2 separate regions of the Homo sapiens genome follow, and region 2 is linked to region 1. Evidence: chromatin loops called from intact Hi-C (ENCODE). Cell type or tissue: endothelial cell of umbilical vein. All regions are shown on one strand.

What was found. Peaks named below come from ENCODE experiments on the same cell type or tissue, not always from the same donor. Only the 100,000 strongest peaks of a DNase experiment are listed, where the experiment ranks them.
Region 2: it touches region 1 in a loop (3-fold over the local background); 1 of 110 quality-filtered maps calls a loop at or near these places.

What each region holds. Positions count from the first base shown.
Region 1 is chr3:14,671,813-14,676,812 of GRCh38, forward strand. It overlaps CCDC174 (coiled-coil domain containing 174), which reads left to right. Exons shown (of 11, transcript NM_016474.5): 11 at 1-843. It overlaps C3orf20 (chromosome 3 open reading frame 20), which reads left to right and starts at 3,329. Exons shown (of 17, transcript NM_032137.5): 1 at 3,329-3,440. RefSeq lists enhancers at 1-371, 306-515, 1,841-1,890. In endothelial cell of umbilical vein, a CTCF peak has its summit at 2,120 (motif pointing right); a DNase peak (open chromatin) is centred at 2,129.
Region 2 is chr3:14,845,252-14,850,251 of GRCh38, forward strand. All of the region lies in intron 1 of FGD5 (FYVE, RhoGEF and PH domain containing 5), which reads left to right. Among named protein-coding and RNA genes, the nearest start is that of FGD5, 29 kb to the left of the region's middle. RefSeq lists an enhancer at 2,711-3,005. In endothelial cell of umbilical vein, no CTCF peak of the experiment used is centred here; no DNase peak of the experiment used is centred here; H3K27ac peaks cover 243 bases.

The sequences.
Region 1 (5,000 bases):
AGTGGGCATTCAGTAAATGTGTGTTGAAGGACTGGGACGTACGTGGAGGCTGCTGGACCTGGTCAGAGACTGATGTGCCTTAGCGGCAATGGTTAGAGCTTTTCAGTGCATCCCACCTCCCTGTCGCCCCCATGCTCGGCTTCCTCACATTCAGGAGCCTGACTTGGATCAGACTTGGGGCTGCACAGTGGAGCAGGTGGGTTCCCGTGTCATTAGTAATAAGGAGAGGGTTGGGGGTGGGCAGGGCTCCAGAAAGTCAGCAGTGTGCCTGGGCACCCACCCCATCCTCTACCTGCCACACCTCAGAGGGTTCCTACAGCTGCACACAAGCAGTTGAGAGTTGATGACCAGGCCCATAGGGCTCCCACAGCTGGTTCCCAGGCCAGTGAGTGCTGTGAGAATACAGTAGCACAAGTCCTTGTTCTCTGAAGAGTGGGAAGGAGAGGAGTGAGTGAAGTAGCCTGTCCCCTGCAGGTCCTCTGCGATGGCATTGTCTCGGTTCCCGCAGTGCTGCAGTGTGGAAGGGAGTGCCCCATCCTCATTACAGATGACACACTGGAGTGTGGAGGGGTCGATGACTTGTGCAGGGTCATATGGTACCTAAGGGGCAGATCTCAGACTTAAACACAATTGATGTCTAACCCCTAGACAGTCTTTTTAGTGCCCTCTGCTCTCAGTCTTGTTGCCCTAGTATCAAGCAATCTTAGACAAACATCCTGAATTCTTACAAACTTACCTCTAAACTCTGAGGATAAAGTTGCCAGTCCTTTTAATGGTCAGCCTAATCATTCTGTCAGCCTAATCGGGTAATTGCTTTTTTTAATAAATACACATAAAAACCAACTAACCCAGCTGCCTTTTTTGCAGAAATTGACAAGCTAATCTTAAAATTCACATGGAAATGCAAGGAACCCAGAATAGTCAAAACAATCTAGAGAAAAAACAAAGAGGACTCACACTTCCTGATTTCAAGATTGACCACAAAGCTACGATAATCTACACAGTGTGGTAGTGGCATAAGAATAGACACATAGATCAGTGGAATAGAGGCGAGAGTCCAGAAATAAAACATATATCCGTGGTCAATTGATTTTTGACAGTGGTGCCAGGACCATCCAGTGGGGAAAGAGCAGTCTTTTCAACAAATGGTTCTGGGACAAGTGAATATTCCATGCAAAAGAATGGGTTTGGACTTCTGCCTCACACCACATACAAAAAATCAACTCACGATGAATCAAAGACCTAAATGTAAGAGCTAAAACTACAAAACCTACTGAAACAGCTTGTAGGATAAAGAGGGAGGAGACAAAAAGAAAAATTGGAATACTAAAAAGAAAAATAGAATTATTAGACATGCTAGAATCATAGGAAAAATAGAAAAAAGAAAGGGTAGAAAGAAAACAGCTGGGCACGGTGGCTCACGCCTGTAATCCCAGCACTTTGGGAGGCCAAGGCGGGCGGATCACGAGGTCAGGAGATCGAGACCATCCTGGCTAACACGGTGAAACCCTGTCTCTACTAAAAATACAAAAAATTAGCCAGGCGTGGTGGCAGGTGCCTGTGGTCCCAGCTACTCAGGAGGCTGAGGCAGGAGAATGGCATGAACCCAGGAGGCGGAGCTTGCAGTAAGCCAAGATCGCGCCACTGCACTCTAGCCTGGGCAACAAGAGCAAGGCTGTGTCTCAAAAAAAAAAAAAAAAACAATGAATAGACAAAGAAAGATGGAAAGAGGATGTGTGTGTAACCCAGAGCAGAAGGACTTGAGGCTGACTGTGGAGTAGAAAGGAGAAGGGAGACAGAGACAAGGCAGGCAGCAGGAAGAGCTGTAGGTGTGGGAGCCAGCATCACAAAGGGTCCATCCCAGGTGACCACATCCATGCCTGCAGCACCCGGGTGGACGGCGAAGCAGTTATGCTCGTTGGCTCATGGTCACTGTTATCTGAAGATAACTGTGAGTCACATTTTCTCTGGGATTTCAAAAACTAAATAAACCTATTTATAATCCCCTCTTAACAGTATAATTTAGTTCAGTGTTTTGTGAGCCCTTTTCTGTTTCAGATCCAGTTCTTTGAGTATTGACACACCATCACAGTCTTACTGTGACACGGGCCTGTCTTGTACCAGTGTATCCAGCAGATGGCATTAGAATTCTTAAATGTCAGCTCCATACTCTTAAAACAGCACACTCCAACAGAAATAAAAAATAAATCTGTGGCGCATGCCTGTAATCCCAGCTACTTGGGAGGCTGAGGCAGGAGAATCGCTGGAGCCTGGGAGGTGGAGGTTGCCGTGAGCTGAGATTGCGCCATTGCACTTCAGCCTGGGCAACGAGTGAAACTCCGTCTCAAAATTAAAAAAAAAAAAATAAGCCCAGAGTGTCATTTTCAATTTTCTAGCAACCATATTTAAAAAGTGAAATTATAACATATTTTATTTAACTCAGCATATCCAAAATATTTCAATATGTACTCAATATATGCAAATTATTAGTGAGATCTAAAATTATTCTTCACACTAAGAATTCAAAACTCACTGTGTATCTGGTTATAGCATAATTTGGATGCTAACGTTTCATCAGGAATACTTGATCTGTATTTAGATTTTGTAAAATATGCAGTTGAAAAACACAAATTCATATCCAAGTTGTTCCAAAGATAGTTAAACATAGTAAAGTTTTTCAGTAACTGAATTGAACATCAAGTTTGAAAAAATAAAACCCAGTTCCTTAGTCATGCTAACCTTATTTCAGGTGCTCAAAGGGCCCATGCATCTAGTGCTGCTGTCCTGGACAGAGCGGCTCTAAGTGATCTGCTTTTACACGCTTTATGGTCCGACTATACATAATCCTCCCATTAGTAACTAAAGTATTGGCCAATAAATTTTTCCCAGGCATACATTAAACATTCACAATACTCTGTGGCCATGTTTAACTTGGGAGCAAGTAGTGGCAAAACCTCCTATACAAAAACGTGACCACACCTCATTCATGCCTTTGTAGAGCTAAGCAAAATGCTTTAGATCAAAAATTGCCTTGAATTATTTACGTTCATTGTAATCTCTCCTCTAGGCCTTTGTGTGTTTTGATAGAGTTCGTTTGAATTGGCTCAATAAATCATTTTATTTGCTGCAGAATTCCCAAAGAACATTCAGATCCATATACATGAGATTCCTGCTGCGTTTAGCCATACATTTGCCAGACTTGTGATGTCGTTTATTCCCTGTGAAAGCTCAAGTGCAGCCCACAGGGAGGTTTTCAGCTGACCTTGTTGTGACATGCAGATGAGGTAGTAGAGTTTAGAATTTGGAACGGGGATGGGTACTGGTCTTTACAGTTAACACAACCTGGAGTAGCCCATGCCATACTGTGTCCTTTTAAGTCAGTAAATTGAACTAAGTCGGTTATTCGGCAAGCAGTTCCTATAAAAAACTACATGGCTAAGGTGAGTGATGATCACTGAAAGGAATTCATTGACCCACTGAAAAAATGAGAGTAGATGAAACTACTGCAGTCATCCTGCCTGCCCCTGTTAGCTGGCTGAGTGAGGTGTTTTGCCCCGGTGGGCTGTGGACATTATCTTCATGTTTAAAGTGTGTGTACTGGGGGCGAGAGGCCAGGAATGATATGATGGGTGTAGGTCATTGTCTAGGAAAACTAGAAAATCCAAATGTTCAAAGGAAGTAAGGTGTTGTAGTGAAAAGCTGTCACCTGGCCTATCGATGTTCTGTTATGGTGTTTCTTAGTAAATCCCAGGCTGCATCTATATAGTCACTCATAGTAAGTGTGTGTTTGTCCAGTGGTAGGAGTGGCCAGAAATATTGCATCTGTTCCACCCTCAATTGAAACAGCTTCTTTCTCCACTGTATTTCTTTTGTTTTTGTTATTTATTTATTTATTTATTTATTTTTGGAGATGGAGTCCCGCTCTGCTGCCTAGGCTGGAGTGCAGTGGCTCACTGCAACCTCCACTCCCCGGGTTCAAGTGATTCTCCTGCCTCAGCCTCCCGAGTAGCTGGGATTACAGGCATGCACCACCACGTCCAGCTAATTTTTGTATTTTTAGTAGAAATGGGGTTTCACCCATGTTGGCCAGGCTGGTCTCGAGCTCCTGACCTCAGATGATCTATCTGCCTCATCCTCCCAAAGTGCTGGGATGACGGGTGTGAGCCACTGCACCCGGCCCTCCACTACATTTCTAATTGCCACATTCTCCCTAAGTCTGAAAGCTCACATGCTTAGTAACAGTTTGGCCAGGTTTTAAGCATTTTCTGTGGGGTGTACTGCATTCCTTCCCCCTCCCCCCCGCCTTTTTTTTTTTGGTCATTATTCCCTGCGGTTGAACAGAGCACCTCCCCGCACCCCACCCCACACCAGCCTCTCCATGCACAGCCATAGTTGTTCACGGTTTTTGAAAATCAAAAAATACAAGAGTGGACCTTGCTCCCAGCCCAGGTCTCCCAGGTTGCAAGTGAGTCTGGTAACTGTGCCACTGTCTTTGCTGGGAACCCAGGTTTTATTGCTTTTCCAAAAATAATCACCTTTTCCTTAAAAAGAAAAGGCTTTGTATCTCTGTGTCCAACTTATGATCTGCACAGGTTTCCATGGAATGTGTAATCAGTGTATACACACCATTTGGTTCTTCTTTCTTTAACATTTCTAAAACCGAGCTTCCTAGTTATTTTTAATTGTTGCCTAATAGTTCATCAGCTTAATGTACATCATTATTTCACTATAGGGAATGAAGTGGCTATAAGCATCTTTTAGTATGGTTTAACAAACATCGATCTTTATACAGATAACTTCCCTGACACTCCTCCCCCCCATTTTGAAACTGTCCCCTGGGGTGCCACTTTCATAAGCAGGAAAACTGGGTCAAAGAGATGGTCAATTTTATGTTTCTTCATGGGTCTTGTCAGGAGACCCATCACAGTAAGGGCCCTTTGATACCACAGTGAATCTCCTTGAGAATCCACTCTAGGATGGCTACCATGAGATTCCAGTGT
Region 2 (5,000 bases), 170 kb after region 1:
CCAGCTGCATTCTGAAATCATCCTCAACTTGCTGGCCACATCGACCCCTAACTTATTTTACTCTGAAAGGTTTAAGTTGAAACTACTGAAGTTACTCACTTTGAGGTTGGAAGGGACCTTTAGTGATGGGGATGCCCCTCCCCTTCCCAGATGCTTCAGTTCTCAATAAGCCAGTGCTTGAATACCTCCTGGGGCAGGGTTCTTGCTCCTGCTGCAAGGCTGTTGCATTGTTGCAGTTTTAGTTTTTGGTTCCTTTCCGTACTCTGAAACGTTAAGAAGTTTCCCTGAACTAAGAAGTCTAGGAACAGGTGATGCAGGCAGGGTGGAGGTAGCAAGACTCCATCTACTGAGGCTGGGATGTGGGAGAGTTTATCAAGACAGAGACCCAGACCCTGGAGCCTGGTAACACTTGAAGGTGAACTTTGCATCAGAAACAAGATCCCCAGGGGTGGGCTTCATAGTCATCCCCCCACAGGTCTAGAGCAGTGTTCATTGCCACGTGCTTTGTTTTATAGAACTTTACAGTTTGAAAACTGCCTTTAATACACTTTATGTTCAGACCCTGGGATACAGAAGCAAGTTCCTCAGGTCCTCCCTGACTAGTGGCAGTGTGAATTTCAGAATCTGGAGAGGGGCTATGACTGAAGTTGGGGGACAGGTGGCCCAACAGGTAGACATGAAGGATGTGGAGTGAGGTATGTGCTGCTCAGAGGCTGGGTTTGGGACTGGGTGTGAGTACAGGGATGAGAACTCAAACTCACCAAGCCCCGTGGTTTATTGACATAAAAGTGACTGATTGTTAGAAAACCTCTTCCCTATTTGATGAAACTTCAAGCTTGTTTCATGTCGGAATTATCTCCCAAGTCATTAACTAGGGGCACACCTGTCGTGTTAATTGAACCCGTGTGGCTGGTGCAATCTTCACATGGAAGAAGAAAATGCTTGAAATGTGGGAGAGGCATGTGTGGTTTGGGGGCTCAGGGGCTTCTTTGGGGAGCCAAAAGATTGTACTAGTGAGGATGGGGCTGAGGGAGGAGGGTGCCATCCTCAGGGGCTCTATTTTTCAGCTCATTGCCTCTCTTCCAATGCTTTCTTTCATCCCAAGCCAGAGTTGTCTGTGGGGTGGGTGGTTTTCCCAGCTTTCTATTGTCGTGGTCTCTGTCCTGGCATGTGGGGAGAAGGCTGTGCCAGCTAGCACTGCAGCCAAACTCTCAGAACCCATATTTCAAAGCAATTACTGACTGAAAAAGCAGGCTTAGTTGCATAGCTCATAAATACTTCCAGACACCCGGCCACAGGCCTCAGAAACTGCTCACACGGCACCCCAGGTCCACGGGGGAGTTGCCTGACATGTCCCTGTGCTGGGTCCAGAGTCAGGAGCCACTGTCCAGGTCCTCTTGGTTCATGCAGAAGATGAAGAAGCATTGTCATACAAAGGGGAAACTTCCCAACCGTGGGACCAGAGACCCCATTTTTACTGTGTAACTGTGGGACGCAGGCAGTCACTCAGCCCCCCTGGGCCTTGCTTTCTTCTCTTTGTTGGAGGTGACAATGCCTACCTTACATGTTTGCGGGAAGAATGAACCATGATGAAATATGTGGAGGTGTTTGTAGACTGTGAAGTGCTGTGCAGATCTTAGCTGGGCTGTAAGGAAACCCTTTTCAGCCTGTTCTTAGAGCTGAAGGTAACAGGTTTAGGACAAATCAAGGGAGACTGAACTTAGTGGTCCCCCTCCATCCCTCTGTTTTGTGATATGGGAATGATAATAGCCTGCTGGGAGAGTTGTTCCGAGGAGTGAATGAGATCCTGCTGGTAAGCACTTGGCCAGGACTTGGCACACATAAGCTGTCAGTGTAGCCAGATTATTAACACCATACTGATAAAGACTTTCAGGGCTTATCCTCGAAGATGAGTTTTTGTGACAATTTGTTTGGAAATGCCGACCCCCACCCGAAACACCTAATGTATCAACTGGAACTTTTCTACGTGCTTTTCTGTCTGTTGTCTCATTTTACCTCCCAGCCACCCATGAGATAGAGCAGGGTTTTAGTCTCCATTTTATAGCTGAGGAAACTGAGGCACATAGGAGGGAAGTGTTTTTGTCCGAGATCATGGGGTGAGTTACTGGCAGAGCAAGAGTCTCCTGACTCCTAGAACAGTGCTTCTAACCCTGAACTGCTTTGAAGTTGGAAAGCCGAGCCCAATTAGCATCCCTGGTGGGATGGAGGTCTGGAGACTCAGAGTCTGTCCTGGTTGGAGCTTTCAGTAAACATTAAAAACAGGAACAGCAACATAGCTGCAGTATGTTCTCGTTGTTTTGTATGTATCACTTCACTAAATCCTCACAGCAACCTAATGAGGTCTGTACTGTTACTATCCCTGCTTTACTGATGAGGAAATTGAGGCACAGAAAACTTGCCCAGGGTTGTGTAGCTGATAAGTGGCAAAGAACCAAGTTTTGGAAATCTAGGCAGGCTGGCTGGAGACTGAGCTCCTCCCGGGTGTTCTCACCTTCGAGAGCTCAGTGTGTCATGGTCAGCAGATGAGGCGCTGAGGTGTAGAGATGAGCAAGTCATAACCCTGCCTTTGGCTGTAGACTTGCTGTGTAGCCCAGGACAGATGCCTCCCCTCCTCTCTGAGCCTTGAGTTGTCCATCTGTGGCATGGGGGCATTGGGCTCCCCAGCTCTAGGAAAGGGTAGCCTTTCTCTGGGTCCCTGGGAAGGCCTGAGGTGTGGAGTGGCCAGCTGGAGCCCCGGGCCAGCCATTGTTGCCGGGCTCTGTCAGCCGCGGGGTGTGGCCCCAACACTGCCAGGTCCTCCCCAGGGAGGAAGTGTCGGTGTTTACAGGAAATGCAGGACAAGTCCTGGGAGGTGGGTGGAGGAGGGGCAGCCAGCCACTGTGAGCCCTGAAGACATGTGGGGCTGAGGGCGGTGCCTCTCTTCTCACCCTTTGGACGAGGCTTTTCGTTGTTGTGGGAGGCAAAAGTCCCACTTCCTGGGCAGCCCTGCCCTTCCCCGCGCCTCTTCCCTCCAAGACTGCCACACCCCAAACGCCTGAACCCCAGGACAGCTGACCCCCTCTGCAGGGAGGCTTCTGGGAGCCATGGAAATCTGGTCTGCTTTCTCATCCTTCCCCCTGGCCCTCACTGCCCCCATCTGTTAAGTAGGTAACTTGCTGCAGCCTTAACACCGCAGGGCTCACTGCCCTCATGGAGTACAGAACCCAAATGGGAGAACCAAGATGCAAAAAGGCCAGGCCAGCCCCATGCAGCCCTGGAACCCATGGGGTACAGGTTAGGCACCTCACTTATACCACAAAAAGCTTCCTTAAGAAGTGTGTGAAAATTAAAATCTTGTAAGAAATGGGCTCTATGTTGATTATACTGATAGTATATAGGTTATTTTTTAAATTTATGCAAATAAAAAAGATTATAAATTAACTTATTGAACCTTGAAAGGTACCCACCCATGCAAGTGTAGGACCTAAAGCTTCAGCCCCATTAGCTTAGCTAGTAGTCAGGGAAGGCTTCCTAGAGTAGGATGTAAGGGTTGAGCTGGCCTTGGCAAGGAGAGGACCCTGGGCCCTGGCTGGTGTGAGAAGTCAGATCAGCTCAGGTCAGCAAACACTTTCCAGGCATCCATTCTCATCTGGGCTCTAGGGACCAGCAGAATCACATGCAGCCCCTGCCCTCAGGAGCAGCGTGGATTTATAGGGTTTAGAGCCCTTGGCAAAGGGTGGCATCCTCTGAAAATGCTTCTTCTGTGTTTGGAGTAGAGGAGGCAGATGGAGTTGGGGAAGACCACATGAGTGACATGACAAGAGCATGTGTGCACTATCACGTGTCTGGGTCCAAGTGTGAGGCCCTTCCGTTCTGGGCCTGAGCCTCAGTGTGTCCGTCTCTGTCTGGCCCTGTGTGATGGATTCCCTCTGCGTCCCCCATCCAGGCATCCCACTCCTGCCACAGGTGACGCTCCTGTTCATGTGCGTCAAAAGGCCTGCGCCCACCTGCCCTACAGGTGCTCTGTGCACACTCCTCTGTGTCCTGGCACCTCTCACACATTTTCATGCCTTGTGGGCTGGGAGTCCTGCTCTGCCCTGGTACTGCCCAGCACAGAGGAGGTGACAGTGAACCGAATGAATGGATGTGTCCAGTGTGTGGGTCCAGCCATGGGCCATCTGCTTGTGGTTTTGTCTGAGAGAGGTTGATGGAAGGGGAATATAGCAGAGTGGACCTTGGGCAAGTCATTTAACTTCACAGAGCCTTAGTTTCTCCAACTGAAAGATGAGTATAATAATAGTGCTTACCTCACTAAGTGGTTGAAAGTGCTTCTAACCCTCACTAAGCTGGTTGAAAGGATCAAACGAGGTAGCCCCTGGGACGTGCTCAGCTCAGTGCTTAATAAATGAATAAATACAGTAGAGGTTGCATAGACTCATTGTCAGAGGGGGAGCTCTGAAACCACATTCCCTGTGTTCAGATCCTGGCCCTGAACTTAGCCTCTGTGCACCTGTTTCTCCATCCGTAAAATGGGAGTGTTAATGTCTACAGGATACAGTGGTTGGGAAGAAGCCATAGAGCACCTGGCACTTAGTAAGCCCTAAAAAAAATGCTGGCTTCTGTGTCTGCTGTTGCTGCTGCTTCTGTTGTTAGTATTGGCTGGCTGTGTCTGTGTGGAAGGGAGGGGTGGGAGAAGGGGATTGTTATTCAGACCACCACACTTGGAAACCACAGGCTGCCCCTCTCATAGCTCCTGGCAACTTCAGATGTGGTGTGTGGTTATTAAATTATAGTGTCCTCTGTGAATCTCCAGCTGCTGCATCCTCCCCAGCTGCCTGGGGCAGGAGCAGTGACTCCCCGGCCCTTCCTGCTTCGCCTGTGGTCTGGCTTCCTCTGACTCCCAGAGCGGAGGTTGCAGGAGAAAGATGCGTCTGAGTTTCCTCCTGCTTTGGGCTGGAGTTAGGTGCTCAGGACCCACAACTGTAGAGCTCATCTTGCAG